2 separate regions of the Mus musculus genome follow, and region 1 is linked to region 2. Evidence: chromatin loops called from intact Hi-C (ENCODE). Cell type or tissue: heart. All regions are shown on one strand.

Region 1 (8,000 bases), 87 kb before region 2:
AGCTGTGCAGCCTGCCTCAGTTCAAACTTTGTTTAACCCCTTCAAGTCCTCACCTCACATCATCTGTGCCCCCTCCTCAAGTTAGAACAAACCCGTTAGGACCCTTTGTGTCATACATGCCATTCCCCACCAGCAAATGGGGAATCTTAATATGGTTGACATGGAAAGCTGGCAAGACCAGTGGAAAGCCACCCCTCGGGGCACACCTGGTGCTGAGCACCCCCTGCCCTGGTCTGGACTGACCTGTGGTGGCTTTGAGGTGGTGGACATAATAAAGACATTCATCAGTTGCTTCTGGCAGTGGGGCAGGGCAGGTTTGGCCTTAGGATGCCCCCTAGGTGGCAGCTTCACAAGGCTGGGGGCATCTTCTGTACATGGGAGCTGCTTCTGAGCCCCAAAGAACACCAAAGAAGCCTTCCGTGGCCAAACGTTCTGTCTTTGCCACCAGTGTCCTTGGCGCTCAGTCAACCATGTGGAACACAGATACAGACCAGCCAGGAAGACTGGTCCCCTCTGACGGAGGGAGACTCCATAGCTGACAGGCTGACAGGTACTCCTTGGGCCTTGTCCTGTAGGCTGCTCCTTTGCTACATGGCTTGAGGGCTGGAGAGAGCCATTGCCCACCTGTTGGCATTCTCCTTCTGAGGTTCGGGGGAGTGAGGTCCGCCCACAGGGTACCCCTGACCTTGCAAAGGCCACACCGTAGGAGGTCCACTGCTAGGCTGCTAGTTCCAGTCCTTGGGCAGATCACTTTCTGTGGGGGCAACCAGCTGCAGAAGGTCCCATACCACACATGACTCCCCTTCAGGATCTGGGCTGTGTTGGGATTCTTTTGGCTAAGTGAATGAATGAATGAGGGGAATGAATGAATGAGTAAAGAGAGACTAGTTCAGCATGTCCTTGGGGTCAAGTGGTTGGGTCTGGGAGGATCCACAGGGCAGGTATGTCTGAGCTTCTACCTGTGTGGCCTGGGTGAGAATGTGGCAGGCAGGGTTAGGGATGTGACCTTTTGTTGGGGTCCCTGGTGGGCCTAGCCTTGCAGGATCAAGGCAAGGCGCCCGCCACTCCTGTGGGCTGTTATTCATTTAATCTCCCATTTTTACTGAGTCTCTTCACACAGCCAGAGCTTCCCATAGAGACTGGGGATTGGGCAGGCCTGGAGCTGACAGACTTACGGGCACATCAAGAGATGGTGCCCCATTGCCAGGCACACCTCAGATGAAGGTTCTGGAAATGGTCAGACAAATCCTCTCACAGAAGGCTAGCTCCTGGGTGTGCTGAGTGGTACCGTGTGTGCATGGCAAGCCTGTAGGCCAAGCAGCATGTATGTGTTCCTAAGTATGGGGGGGAGGGGTCTGCGTATGTGTGTGAGGCATGGATTCCTGCCTAGTGGTGGCGTGCTCTGGTAGGGGGTCATGTGTGAGAGGGGTGTGCATGTATATAGGAGGTTATGCCTGTGTGTGGTGTATATCCATGCTTGTGGGGGAAATATGTATTCATGCTTACATGTGGGTATATATATATATTCATGCTTGTGTGGGGGTATATATTAGTTCATTTGTGGGGGTGTTTGTCTGTGTGTAGGGGTATGAGTAGGGAGTGTGTGTGTGTTGGGGTGCCTGTGTGTGGAGATGTGTTTCTGTGGGTAAGTGTGCATGTGTGTGCCTGTGCGGGTGTGTGTCTGTAGGCATCTGCATGTGTGGGGTACACGTGCCTTATGTCATGTGTGCACACATGTCAGATGCATATTTGTGCATGTGCCTGTGGCTGTATGTTTCTGTGGAGGGGTTCTTATGTGGAATATATTGTGGGGTTTGTGCATGTGTGTGAGGTGTGGTTGTGGGGGGTGCGTGTGTGTGGGATGTGGTTGCAGGAATGTGTGTGCCTCTGTGGGGTGTTGTAGGGGTGTGTGCATGTGGGGGGTGTGGTTGTAGGGGAATATGTCTGTGGAGGGTGTGGTTGTAGGGGTGTGTGTCTGTGGGGAGTGCATGTGGGAGGTGTCCATGTGGTGGTGGCAATGACTCTTGTGGTCTGGGATAGAAGTGGTGGGAGCAGACAGACTGACAGGGACTTGGGATAATGAATGGCCTTGGAAAGAGGCCCACCTGCATCAGACACTCCTGGCAGGTTCTGTACTTGGCGTCTGCCTGGCTCCTGGCAGAGGAGGCCAGGTGAAGGGCTGGGGAGACCCGGGACACTCCAGGCTTCTCCTCCCCTCCCCTCCTCTCCCCTCCACGCATGGCTGGGACCACAGGTGTGGCCTGGAAGGTGACCTCTCCAACATAACTGTCCATAGCCAGCCCCATCCTAGGGACTGATAAACACTGCGTCTAGATCCCTTCACCCCTTGACTAATAGAATAGTAGCCAGACCAGGGCCAGAGCATCCGCCTTTCACCTTGGTGGAGGGGGCCTGATGGTGGTGGCTTCCAGCTGCACTTGCAAGAACCCCTTGTGTTCAGGAGGGTGCTCACCGGCTGTCTTTCCGCCTGTGTTTGCCCTCAGGTGTTCTTACTCCCTGCTCTTGTTTGCTTTGTGGTCTTAGGCAAGTCACCAAACCTCTCTGGTCTCTCCCCAGAATGATCCTTTCTTACCAGTGTAGGGACCTCTCTGAGCCCCTCCCATGCCCAGGCACCAGCAGCCGTGGGGTGGGGGCTCTCAGCTTCCTGGGAAGTTTAGAAATGTGGGTGTCTGTGCCGTCACTATCGGAACTGTTCTGTAGCTTGTACAGGAAGGACTGGAAACTGCATGATAGCGACCGGGGAAACTGAGGCCTGGGCCTAGCGCCCTGAATGTTCCTCCTTTACAGAATCCTGGGGCCGGGCCAGCAATGAAGCATGACCCCTAAGCTGTTGGCTCCGCTTGCCCTTGACCCTGAGAGGGGATGGGAGAGGCTGAAGATGCCAGCCCCGCCCCCCTTCGCAGCTGCCTCGGAGGCCTGGAGCCTGGCGTCTGGACCGGGGAGGCCCCAGAGCCACTGCAAATCTGGTCCAGCTGGGGGATTAGAGGCATCTGGCTCGGTTACACCAGAGAAACAAAGGCGGCTGCAGCCTTTATCTAGGGGAAGTGGGGGGTTGCCCGTGTGCCTTGCGGGGGACCTAGACAGACCTCGGACATGGACCCAGCTGGCCCCATGCACCCCAGGTCCCCAAGAGGTAACCGCATACCTCTGGAAGGGGGCGTGCAAGGAGAGGTGGGGACAGGATGGGGCCTCTGCTCGCAGCTGGCTCTGCTGGAAGAACAGGGACACCCCCACCTCCCCAGGCCAGGAAACATCCAATAAAACAGTCTTCATCGGCCCACCCCGCCCTCCAGATTGCAAAGGGCGTGGTCTTGAGAGAGGAGGGGCGTGGTCCCACAGCAGCCAAGGCCAAGGCCGTGGGGTGCGGTTCTGGGCGTGGGCAGCCCCCTGGCCCTCTCCCAGACCACGCCCCGACCACGCCTCTTCCCCAGCGCGGTGCCAGGCGTTGAGGCGCCGCCGGTGCGCGGCTTGCTGGAGCCAGGCGCTGACCTTATTAGCGCGGGGCAGCTGCTTGTGAGGCACATCTGGCGGCGCTGGCCTGGCGCTACCTTCCAGGAATGCTGGCAGCATCTGGGGCCGCCGGCGCCCCCTCCGGCGCCGGCCCGGGCCGCGGCCCCCGGATTTCCCGGCCCCTCCCGGCTCCTCCTGGCCTGGGGCCTGCCAGGGGCTGGGCCTGTAAGAGGGCTACTCTCCCTGGATGTTGCGAGACTCCCCCACCCCCGCGAACCCCGTAGCAGATAGTGGGGAAACTGAGGCTTGAGAGGGAGACAGTGCCTGATCCGTGGCTTGTTGTCACCCGCATATCCTATGCGTGGCTCTTTGAGGACATGTTCTGGCCCAGGGCGGAGCAATGATGAAGAAAGGAAGAAGCGTGACCCACACCCACCAACTGCTCCTGGGACTCTGGAGGCCACCATCTGTGTTCCTGGACCAGACCCTGTTCCTTCCTAGCTTTATGACTTGGCCCTGTGAGCTCACTGAGCCCAGACCCTGTCCCTTCCTAGCTGTGTGACCTGGTTCTGTGATCTTACCTCCCAGGGTCTTGAAGCGTCACTGGTTGGGTGAGAACCGAGTGCAGCTTACAAGCTGCACAGGGGGCGCTCACAGCCACGTGTGGAGGCCAGGGCTTTGGGCCAGGCAAGACGAGCGAGCAAGACAGCTACAGTGTTTCAGATCAGAGATCCCACGAGTACCCAGACCTGGGTCAGGGAGCCCCACAGCGCTTAGTCACCAGAACCACTTGTGGAAGCCAAAACTTTGGGGTGGGACAGCGGAATACTTGAAGGTTCGGGAGAAGATTTGCTGAGGAGAGTTCAGGCTCTTTGAGCCTTGAGACCCCAAGGGAGCGACTACCCTGTAACTTTAACTATGCAGTACTGAGATCTGGAATACTGAGAGTCCCCTACTCCTTGGGGATCCTGAAGTGTCTCTTCCCTCCTCCTGACAGACTTTTCTGGAGACAGCTTGAAAGAGCAGTCACTAGGCCCTGGGAAGAGGGGGCAGAAGACCTGGTTCCAAGTCGAGGAATAGCGAAGCTGGTGCGGCCCGCTGCACACTGTAGGGCTGCCTCTGAGGCTGGAGGGTGGATGAGGCTGGACTCCTAGGAAGGGAGTTGGGAAAGAACACTAAGTTGTTCAAATGCTCGCCTGTAAGGGCAGGAGTGTTATGTTTGAAGTACCGGGGAGCCATCACAATTGAGGAAATCAAGAATGGGGGTCAGTGGTCTGTCCACTTCTCCAACCCAAGTGCCTTGTGGGTAGGAGCTCCTGCTAGTTACTCAAAGGCATGGGTAGATCCACTACATAGTCTAAGGGCCAGAGTTCTTTTCCTGGGCGGACCTTAGAGAACTGGTTGTGACCATCTGGCCGAGGAAAGATGGGATAGGTGGTAGAATTAAGCCCCGGAGCGTTCCTTGCCAGGTCGGGGGCCAGGGGACACTAGCTTGCTGTGCCCTCCCTCTCAAGGCCTCCCGCCAGCATCTGCTGCCTGCTTCCTCCCACCCCCAACCGTTGTTTGTTTTTCTTCCAGAATGTTCCGCCTCCCACCCAGGCAGGCATCCAAGCAGGGGTTGCTGTTCAGCAGACACCCACCCTCCACACGCCGTCCACACGCCGATGTCTCCGAATTTGGGGGTTGGGGGAGTATCAGCCTTAGTCATGCTCCATGAGGGGACATAGCAGAGTAAGGAGAGCCCGTATACCCCTGTCCTGGACCTTCTGCCCCATTCTGTCCCCAGCTGTACCTATTTTCCTTTGTCCTATGGAGGAGCCATAGGGATGTGGCTGGCTTGGGGCAGGGAGGCCTCAGCGATGGTCTATTGTCCCTGGTAGCCAAGTATGGGTCAGGCTGGACCTGAAGCAGGGCAAACATGGGCTCCCAGCTGACGTCATCTGCCCCACTGGTGACCACTAGTCCCTTCCCCTCCTCTCTTCTTCAGGCCGATACCTCTCGTGGTCATCTTCTCTGATCCTCCAAGGGTGCTGATTACCAGCTGGCGCTCTCTCTCTCTCTCTCTCTCTCTCTCTCTCTCTCTCTCTCTGTATATGTGCATGTGTGCGCGTGTGCACATAGAGGCCAGAGGTGGTCATATTTGAGTGCTGGTCTTCAGGCACCATCCACCATGTTTTTATGAGGCAGCACCTCACTAGGAGCTGGGGTCCACAGATGAGACTAGGCTGGCTGGCCAGCAAGCCCCAGGGATCCGTTTGTCTCTTCCTCCTCAGCGATGAAATTACAAGCATAAGCTACTGCTCCCGGCCACTTACTGGAGTCTAGAGATTGAACTTGGGTCCTCATGTTGGCGTAGTAAATACTTAAATGATACAACTATTTCTTTGCCCCTGCAGCTGACTTCTCCAAGCCTTTGGTGGCTGTGGTGGCTGTGGTGGCTGTATGTGTATGTGGAGAACACGCCACACGCTGCCTCTTGGGAACCCACTCTGGGAGCCCCACAATGCATGGAAGACAGAGAATTCCTCTAGGAGTTCCTGGAGCAGGCAACATATCCCTGTCTGTATGGTTCGCATGAACTGTCACATCGCTGGTGTGACAGGCCTGGCCTGTGCCTGCACTTTCTTGTCCAGCCTGAGGAAAGTTATGTCTTCTCTGTACTCACTGGCTGTACCGGAGACCCAGCCACACTGCTCGGAACTCTGTGTATATAAACTAGGGGCCTGCCATGTAAGCCTTCCCCAGCTCTGCCTATGCCTCAGCCTCAGCCTCACACACTGGGGCCAAGAAAGTTCCAGGTTTCACAGGGCTTGCATCTCAGAGTGAGTTGGCCTGAGGCTCTAACGTGAGCTAGACTGGGTAATGACACACATTCTGGAGCCTTCCTGACACCTGTGGATGGAGGTGACAACAGGTGTCATGTGGCCAAGCAGTGCAGTGTCCAGGGCTGGAGTGTGGAACCTGGCTGGCTGCCAGATGATGATGTCATTGTTCCTACTGTGCTGCGTTGAGTATCTCTGGGGTCAGATGGTCCTTACATACATATGTCAACTTAGTTTAAAAGTCATGTGTCAAGCCGGGCGTGGTGGCGCACGCCTTTAATCCCAGCACTCGGGAGGCAGAGGCAGGTGGATTTCTGAGTTCGAGGCCAGCCTGGTCTACAAAGTGAGTTCCAGGACAGCCAGGGCTATGCAGAGAAACCCTGTCTTGAAAAACCAAAAAAAAAAAAAAAAAGTCATGTGTCCTAGCCGGGTGTGGTGGCGCATGCCTTTAATCCCAGCACTTGGGAGGCAGAAGCAGGCGGATTTCTGAGTTCGAGGCCAGCCTGGTCCAGGACAGCCAGGGCTATACAGAGAAATCCTGTCTCGAAGAAGAAGAAGAAGAAAAAAAAAAGTCATGTGTCCTAGGGAAGAGACCAATGTAAAGATGCTAAGATGCTTTATAGAGACCGAACCTGTGCGAGGACAGAAATGTCATTGAGTATGACCAGTCGGTGGAATGTGTCATCTCTGGGTACAGTGGGCCAGCAGTAGTGTCTCCATTCTGGCTGCTCCTTACTCTAGGATTCTGATGGCTGGGTGGGAGTGACCTCAGGTGCATACACCTCCTGTTGCTGCGCTGACGGGCACCCTCACCCTGAGAGCCTACTGGCAAATACACGTGGCTGTCTTTCACTTCAGGGAGCGTCCAGAGGTGCTGCTGGGCTGGAGTCACGGTGTGGGCAGGGCTGGGATCCAGAACATGGGCTCTCGTTCCCCCTTTTAGGCTTCAGAGACTACCTACCCGTGAGGGAGGTCATGGAAGGGCAGCAGGGACCTCACAGATGCAGTGTTCCTGTGTGACCCCGTGGAGAGCCTTGCTTATGGTCACGTGGCACCCAAGGTGCTCCCATTGGCCCCAGTGCAGCAAGCAGAGCTGGGATGGGAAACGTGGCTGACACGTGGCTGATGCACGTCTCTGCAGGCATGGGGCACACACACAGGTGTGAGGCACACAGCAGGTGGGAGCAACTCAGAGAGTGGCTCCCATCATCCTAGGACGGTGAGCTCCACTGGGTGGTTATTTATACTGTGGGGCTTCGTAAAACCCAGAGCCTCAGCACCCAACCTCCCAGGAGTCTTTGGTCTGAGAGAAAACATTGTACTGCTGAGGACTGTCTTGATCGCTCGCTAGCTCCAGAAGCAAGGGTGGCTGGCGGGCAGGGGCTGGCTTTATCCTGGCTAGGCCTGTCCATCATCAGCTGGAGCTGGGGGGTGGGGGAAGCAGGTGCTGGACAGATCGGGGTCTCTGGGCAGTGTGGTCCTGGTTTGGCCACATCTGCTGCAGGAAGCAGGGGAGGAGGGCCACACTGTCCAGCCTGCAGACAAGGGGCAGGCACTTGCAGGGTTACATTGTGGTAACCTGAGCCATGGGGTCACAGCTCTGTCTCTACGTGGGTCTTGCGGCCAGTTCCTAATTTTGCAAAGGATGGTCACAAAAGGCAGTCTCCTCTGAAGTGGCTGTCTCTTCCTACCTGGGCTCCTACACTG
Region 2 (8,000 bases):
TGCTCCCTTGGAAGGACCTGGGAAGCGGGAAGGCCCTTGCCACCACAGCTATGATAAAGCACTGTTGTTGACTGTGTTTGAGAAGAGAGACTGGGCAAAGCTCTGTCTCTCTGTCTCTGCACCAAGCGGCCACTCTCCTCTCTGCTTCCTGACTGCAGATGCTATGTGACTCCTCCTGCCTGCTGCCAGCTGCTCTTCCCACCAAGTCCCCCCCCCCCCCCCCCGAGGAAACCCTTCCCTGCATATAAGCAGCCTTTGTCAGGTGTTGGATCACAGTGACAAGGAGCCTTGAGCCTATGTCCTGCCTAGGCTACTAAGGCCCCATTTCCTGGCTCTGAGGCTACCCCAGGACTCCCACTGTCCTCAGGCCCTGAGCTGCTCTGCAGCAGGGAATGGGATCTGGCCTTGCAGCACTTTGTAGCCAGCGCCTGGCTTCCTTGGGGACACCTTTGTCAGGCCTATGTGGGGACATTCATTGTTAGGACCCTGTGAAATTTACTCCTTGCCTGGCCCTTGTGGGGACACTCATTAATTGGCCCTTGTGGGGGACACTCCTTGCCTGGCCCCCTCCATACCTTCCAGGTGCAGGCAGGGTCTGAGGTTCCTCAGAGCTTCTCCCTGCTTCTGCTGCTTATTTGTCTGTCTGTCTGTCTTCCTATCTCCCACCTTCTTCCCAGAGCCCTCTGAGAACAGCACTGTTCCAGGCCTTCTTTGTGCCATCTTCCTAACTCAAGACTGGCCCTGTATCTTTTTTGTCCCTGAGGGGTGGGAGTGACTCTGGGTTCAGGGGCATCTCCTGAGATCACAGGTTCTGAGAAACAGGTTCCTTGGGCTGAGCTGCAGCCATGGAGAGGGTTTCTGGGTGCTGGGGCTGTGTCTAGTAGGGATGCTCCTTCCAACTGCCCTTCCCACCCCATCCCCCCTTTTCTTCCTGTCATGTGTTAAATAAGCTGCGTGCTGTGCAGCCAGGATATGAGCATTTTCACACGCGTGGATCTGGGCTTGTTGGACTAAGACCTGGCTCTACTGAGCTTCTGGTATAAGCCGGATGTCGTCTCATGCTTTGGTTTCCTCATCTGTGGCACAAGGATGCTGCCTGACCTGCCTTAGTTAAGCTTTCTATCCCTGTGATAAAACCCTTGAGATGGGGCTGGGGGCTTACAGATCCAGTAACAATCCATTGAAGGAAGCCAAGACTGGAACCTGAAGGCAGGATGTGAAGGAGAGGCCGTGGCGGGACACTGTTTACTGATTTGCTCCGCGTGGCTTTCTTAGAGAATCCAGAACCACTTACGTAGGGGTGGTGCCGCCCACAGTGGGCTGGACCCTTCCATATCAATCATCAATCAAGAAGATGCCCCACAGACTTGCCCACGGGCCATCTGATGGAGGGAGCTATCTCAGTTCCCCTTCCTAGACAACTGGAACTTGTATCAGGCTGACCAAAAATTTAACTAGCACACTGACCAGAAGACAAGAGGCGGCCTTGTCTGACCTACAGCATGACTCCAGCACACAGAAGGAGGGCTCTACTTATCACCAGCAATCCCGCCTCTTTTCCTCTTCTTTGTCAGAATAATGGGCTCTGGCTGAGGCTGCCTCTGTCACCAGGAAGGCAGAGAAGGATACTCAGCTGGCAGACGGCCCATAGCGGCATGTGGAGAGCTGAGCGTGGTGACACCAGGCACAGACAGGTTCTGCCAATGGTTGGGGAGCCACAGCTGCTCCAGGGTTGCAGAGAGGGATGCTGCTCCCTACACGTCGCCCCCCCCCCCAGTACCCTCCTCTGCAGTAGGACCTCCCGGGCACCTGCCATACACCTCACTATACCTTCCACTCCCTTGGGTGCTACCAGTGGAGCTGGGATCCAATGCCTGGCTCCCACTCGCAGTGATTTTTATCTTCTTGGGCACATCTCATAATGCTGGAAACATGGCTTGCAAGTCAGGGCAGGAAGTCTAGAGGCCTCTGAAGGTACAGGCAGTAAAGAGGCCTTTTACCCAGAGAGAGAAGGCCTGGAGTCCCTCTGGGCACAGTGGGGCTCACGGGCAGAGACCAGCCGACCCTCCCTCTTTCTCCTTTCCCCTTACTGTTTTAGTGGACATTTTATTCTGACAGAGGGTCTGCCCATGGTGCCCAGGTTAGCTTGGAACTCTCCATCCTCCTGCCTTAGTCTCTGGAGAGCTAAGACAGCAGGCATGGAGCACCATGCTCAGCTGGGCCTGCATTCCAATCAGCACATTGGTGCTGGCTGAGGACTTTGGGAAACGCTGCCATCTTGTCAGTGTTCCTAGCACCAATGTCTGATGCTCCCTGCTGTGCCCTCTTCCTCTCTTTAAAAATTGTTTTGTTGTTTTCAGTAAGGGGCGGGGTGGGGGTGGGGTATCTCATGCCGAAGTCCAAGCTGGTCTTGAACTCATGGCTCTGCTGCGGCAGTCTCCTAGTGCTGAGACATAGGCCCATGTCCTTATCCCTGGCAGATCTGTCTTCCGTGTATGATGGCTCCCACCCACTGGGATGTACTGTCTTTTCTACACTTCCTTGGCTGGTGTGTGGCCGTGTGGCCTGCCACCAGTTTCAATTTTCATAAAACAAAGAGGAAAGGGTATTCAGTGTGGGGCAGTGGGGAATGGTAACCCAAGGGTTGGCTCAGACCTAGTGTCTTCCTGATGGCTTGTGATCAGGGGAGATTTCTGTGCCTGCTGTGCTGTGACCCAGAAGTGCCACCGCCAACTGGAACTTCTACCCCAGGAGGTTGGAGATAGACATTTTCAATGACAAAGATAGATTAAGGGGGTTGGGTTGGAGTGGGCTCAGGGCTTGGGTTGGAGTGGAGTGGGCTCAGGGCTTGGGTTGGAGCGGGCTCATGAAGAAGCTGAGTGTGTTGGCTCACACATGTGACCCCTGAATTGGAGAAGGGGAGAAAGGATATGACCCCCTGAGGCTTGCGGGCCACCCAGCCTAGCTCAGTGAGTGAGTCCCTGTCTTCAAAAACAGGATAACGACTGAAGACATCTGACATCAGAGTCTGACCTACACAGACGTGTGTACCTGCCCCTCCCTGAGTCTCCACACAAGCACGTAAACACACACAAAGACTATGCTCGGAGCCACTGAAGTGACTTTTGTGGGCCCTGTGGGTGAAGAGTCATGGGGCCCTAGGGAGACAATGTTATAACTAGCCTGGCCCACCCTCCTGAAGGCCACATATGTGTGACACTTTCCCTGTGTCCTCGGGGGCTTATTCCGTTCAGCTTTTAGTAGTTGCTCACGGGGTTGTAGCCTCTCTCTTCAGCTTCATTCCCATCTGGAAATGTTGTTCCTTCCAATTTGTGGGTCTCTTACCTCCGTGTGTGTGTGTGTGTGTGTGTGTGTGTGTGTGTCTGTGTGTGTCTGTGTGATGCTGGCTGGCCTAGGCGGGCGGGGTGGGGTGTGGGGGACTCGCAAGCTTTCACTGGGTGAATGGGAGCTGGGGTCTGTGCGGCAGTGGATGGAGGAAATTAGAGCCCAGGTATGTGCATCCAAGTGGCTTCTTATCCAACTCTAGAGCCTTCCTTCTCTCCTCAGGGCATGGTCCAGTCAGCACATGTTTTGTACAGGAGCTCTGAGGGTTGAGTGAATTTATTTCAAACACCTGGTGAGGGAGCTATAAGAAGAGCTGCAGAGATGGCCAAGTGTTGAAGGGCACTGGCTGCTCTTCTTGCAAAGGGCCAGGGTTCAAATCCCAGCACCCACATTTAGATAGTGTCCAGCCTCAAGTCACTCCAGCCCAGGGAACCTGGCGCCCTCTCCTGGCTTTCAGAGGGACTGCACAAAGGTGGTGCACTTCCACACAGGCAAAACACTCTCGCCTAAGAAATAAAAACAAACAAATCTTACAAGCAAAACAAAACCAGAAGAAGCAATGCCTTTAGGAAACAGAGGACCCAGCCTTGGTCATGGCTCGGCCAAGGGCACTCAAGGTCACAGCTGAGCTTGTGCCCTGGAGGATGTTCCTGGGAGCAAACACTTGTGTGAGTCTGGGAACGGCCTTCTTCCCGTCACACCGGTTTCCTGTGGTTGCTGTCACATGTCACCTGGAACTTAGTGGCTCCAAACGTGCCTCTTCCTTTTAGGTTAGAGGTCAGAGCTCTCGGCTGGGTTCCAGGCTAAGGCCTCACAGGCTGCTTCCTCCTTAGTGTGTAAGATCTGCCTCGCGCTTGCCCCAGCTTCTGAAAGCCTCAGCTGTCCTTGGCCTGTGGCCCCTTCCTCGTGTTTCTCCTTTCTCTCCCATTGTACCCCTCCCCAGCTGGAATAACCCTGAGACCCCAACACACCCAACTGGCTTATCTAACCTCTCCTTCTGCCTAGGGTTTAATGTCCCAGCTACAGCCACAAGAGGTCCACTTTGCCCTGTGAGGTGGCTCTTTGTTCACAGCTGCAGGAGGAGGTGGTGTCTCATAGAGCCTGCTGGTTGGCGGTCCGTTCCAGTCAGCCTGACTGGGCTGACTATGTCTTTGGTACGGGGTCCCTAGTGTCAGTGAAAGGGGCGGAGTGGACAGGAAGTGTGTCTCTATTCAGGCAGTTGCAGGACAGTGGGGTCACTCCAGAACTCAGGGGTGTGGTGGGCCAGCCTTGTAAGCTGCTGAGTAAGGACAGCCTGCATTTGGACCCCCAAATTCCCCTCTCTTTGCTGAGCAGGTCAGGGGTCAGGATGGTTTCCTGCCCCTCCCGGACAGAAGCTGTGGATGTAGTTTGTCACTGGCCCAGAAGGGGGCGCAACCCAGCAGAGCCAGAAACAGAAGCCTGGAGTGGGTGGGGTTAGCCCCAGGAACCAGGTTCTGCCCCTTCCCCTCCCCTGGGTACCTTGGAGACAGCAGGCAGATCACCCTGGTCCCCACCTCCAAATGCATCCAGAACATAGATCTGCCTAGAACTTTCCCCTGGAACCCCCAAACACTGCCAAAGCTGAGGGCACCTGGAGTGCTCTCTTTCCCCCAAATGCATCAAGATGGACACCAAGAAGAGCAAGCCACAGGGGAAGCACCATGTGACTGGGGACTTTAGAGAGAAGGGAATTCAGAATGGAGACCCTACCAGCTGAATAGGGCAGAGAAGAAGTTCTCTGGGGAGAGACCCGAGACCCTTGACTCAGAAATGCTGGAGCCTCCTGTCCCTCCTCCCTCCCAGTGGCCTGTGTCCCTTGCATCTACAACCCCCACCCCCAAGCAAAGAGCACTGACTAGGCTCTGAAACCCACAGCCCACCTCAGCCTCTGAGAGCCCACCACTTGCCTGGCCTTCTGTGCCGTGGAGCCTCCTCTTGTGGAGCCTCTTCTCCTTTCTCGTCTGAGCCTCCTCCTCCTCCTCCCTGTGTCCCACGCATACGCACATCCTTTCCCAGCACCCCAGCCTTGACTGTGTCTCTTTGACCTTTGACCTTTGTGTTGACCCCCCTTGTGGTGCCAAATTCCTACAGGAATGAGGGCTGTCAGGGTGACCCCTCTGTGTCTTAGGGCATAGCCTTCCTCCTCTGTGCACAAAATGTCTTGGTCAGCTGAGCCTGCCAGGAGAACACGAGGCAGAGAAATCAGGACTATAGGGAAATAGCTGTCACCTCCGAGGGCCTGGTCCCCACAGAAGCCATAGTGGCAGTGCCAGGCAGGACGCTGGGGAGCAGGAGGAAGCCTGCCTTGCCTTGCTGGGCTGAAGCTTGTACGCAGCTCCGAGTGTGGACCTAGCTCATAAAGGAGCTTAGTAGGGTTGAGAGAGGTGGATGGAGAGGCAGAGAGAAGGGAGCCTCTCACCGGTGGGTCCTTCCGCCCCTCCCATAAGTGAGTCCACTATTGTCCCCACAGGCAGCCAGACCAGGCTGGGCCAGTCACTTCTCATTGACCAGAGGAGCCCACGAGTGAGTGGGCCCAGAGTGAGCCCCAGGGAAAGCCTGCACCAGCTTAGAGGAAGGAGTGTGGGTCTTGGGACTGGTGCCCAGACATCAAGGCTTGTAGACGGATGTGGGGGTGACAGAGGGCTGAGCCCTGACTCAGGGTGGCAGTGTCTTAGCTCAAGGACACTGAGATGCATTTGGGGTATAAGTGTTGGCCCAAGAGGCAGTACTTTGGGGTCCCAGATCCAGCCTAGCTGACTGAACGGTGTGGTGGGATATTGAGCCAACCCCTCCTACAGCTTGTCCCAAGGCACGAGCCTCCACACCCTGTGCACTGTGGAACAGAGGCTGACCCGGAGCTGACCCCGGCACCAAGCCTGCCCTCGGGCTCATCTGTGTGCTCCCAGCTCTGAGGCCACTGAGTCCTACATTCCCAGAGCATACCTAGCCTGGGACAGCCTAGGTGAAGAGCCAGTGCTGACCCATTTCCAGGCCACCCTCTGGTCAGGAAGCAAGAAGTAAAAGGCAGGGATGGGAGCGGCGGTCAAGAGTGGAGCCGTGTGGGCCTGGGCTACAGAGCCCCCAGAGGGTCAGAGGCATGCTCAGGGCCCAGGTGTCCCATGCAGGTGACTCTGAGGTTCTAGTCCTCCCAGTCCCATGTCAGATACAAGTGACATCTGACATTTCCTTTAGCACAGGCAGCATCATCAGTGAAGGCTGCATGGAACCCAGGCTAGGGGCCAGTCCTAGGTGTGACCTTCTTTTCCCTGGTAAGACGTACAGTTTACAGATAATGAAGGGGACACACGATGTCTTACAGGGCTGTCTGAGGTAGTAAGGGACTAGTCCCTGAGAGTAGTCAGGAGGATTGGGTCTCACTGGGGCGGGGTGGCAGCAATGGCAGAGACACCAGTAGCAATGTTTGGGGACTCCAGGGGAAAGTTCTATGTTCTTATAGGACATACATGTGGGCACTGGAACCTGGGCAAAGCTTGTGATACTGGCTGTTCCTTTGTGCAACTGCCCTCTGCCTGCTTTGTCCTTTGCCCTGGCCTCCTGCCTGGGCTAACCTGGTCTCCTGCCTGGGCTAACCTAGCTGGCTCCTGGGCCTGTCCCCAGGTTCTAGGTGGCCATTGCTTGTGTGGTCCTAGATTGCCTCAGACAGAAGGAAGGTGCTGAGCTCTGGCCTCTCATAGGCAAGGGGTGGCCTCTCTCCAGCTCCGTTTAGCCCTTTCAGTGGTTGCCGTGCACAGACTCCTCCTGCACCCCTGAATTCTATGTTTCCTTAAGCCTCGGGGGCAAAGGGCACTTGCCCAACTTCCTTGGTGTGAGCTGGGCGTGCCGCCAGGCACCCAGGTGCTGTGGGCAGAAGAAGCTATAGGTGAGAACTGTGAATAGATGCTGATGCTTGCCAGCATGGTGGGTCTGTGAGCGCCTCACCTGTGTGTCCTGCTAGCTGGGTGGCCACTCTGCTAAGCCACAGGGAGTCTGATGGAGATGGTGGCTTTGGCAGGGGATTGAGGACAGAGGAGATTCTGATGAGATTGTCACCTCAATAGCAGTGGCACCTTGCCTTCCCTTGTGGGGCCCAGAAGACCATGAAGGTCTCGTTGTCCCCCAGAGCCTCATGGTGAAAAGCTCTACTCCTTATTGCCAGCCTAGGTGTACAGCCTGGGTTTACCACTTAAAGCTGTGTGACTTGGGCTGGCCTCTTGACCTCTCTGGGCCTCTTTCCATCCTAACAGAGTTGGCAGTCCCCCTGCTGGTTCTGGGTAGATGGGGCTAATGAGACATCTGACAGATTTAGGTCTGTTAGCTGCCAGCTTCCTAAGTTGTCCTTTTGTTGTTCTTACCCAGTGGCTCTTGTGTCTCAGGGCCACCTCCTAATAAACTCCTTCCCTGCTCCCCTGATTCTGTCTCACCTTTCAAGAGTGAGAGGAAACACAGGGACAGCACTGTCTTTGGAAGAAGGACACCCCTGAGCCTCACCTGGTAGAGACAGCCAGCCAGGGGAAGGAAGCCTGGCTCTTTACAAAGCGTCAAGACAGGCAGCTGGAGTAAACACCAGCCTCACCCGGGTCACATGGGCATGAATGGGCCACGCAGGACCAGGCTTGAGTGTGCCGGTGTTTGGC

The links. Peaks named below come from ENCODE experiments on the same cell type or tissue, not always from the same donor. Only the 100,000 strongest peaks of a DNase experiment are listed, where the experiment ranks them.
Region 1: a loop joins it to region 2, with 2.0 times the contacts of the local background. A loop is called at or near these places in 3 of 42 quality-filtered maps.

The regions. Positions count from the first base shown.
Region 1 is chr8:120,273,187-120,281,186 of GRCm38, forward strand. It overlaps a transcript of Gse1 not described here. Among named protein-coding and RNA genes, the nearest start is that of A330074K22Rik, 49 kb to the left of the region's middle. In heart, a CTCF peak has its summit at 4,119; DNase peaks (open chromatin) are centred at 2,335, 3,405, 4,581, 5,014 and 2 weaker places; H3K4me3 peaks cover 1,994 bases; H3K27ac peaks cover 6,480 bases.
Region 2 is chr8:120,359,858-120,367,857 of GRCm38, forward strand. It overlaps a transcript of Gse1 not described here. Among named protein-coding and RNA genes, the nearest start is that of Gm39264, 19 kb to the left of the region's middle. In heart, CTCF peaks have their summits at 3,797 (motif pointing left) and 4,732 (motif pointing right); DNase peaks (open chromatin) are centred at 1,634, 4,074, 4,544, 7,924 and 1 weaker place; H3K27ac peaks cover 6,355 bases.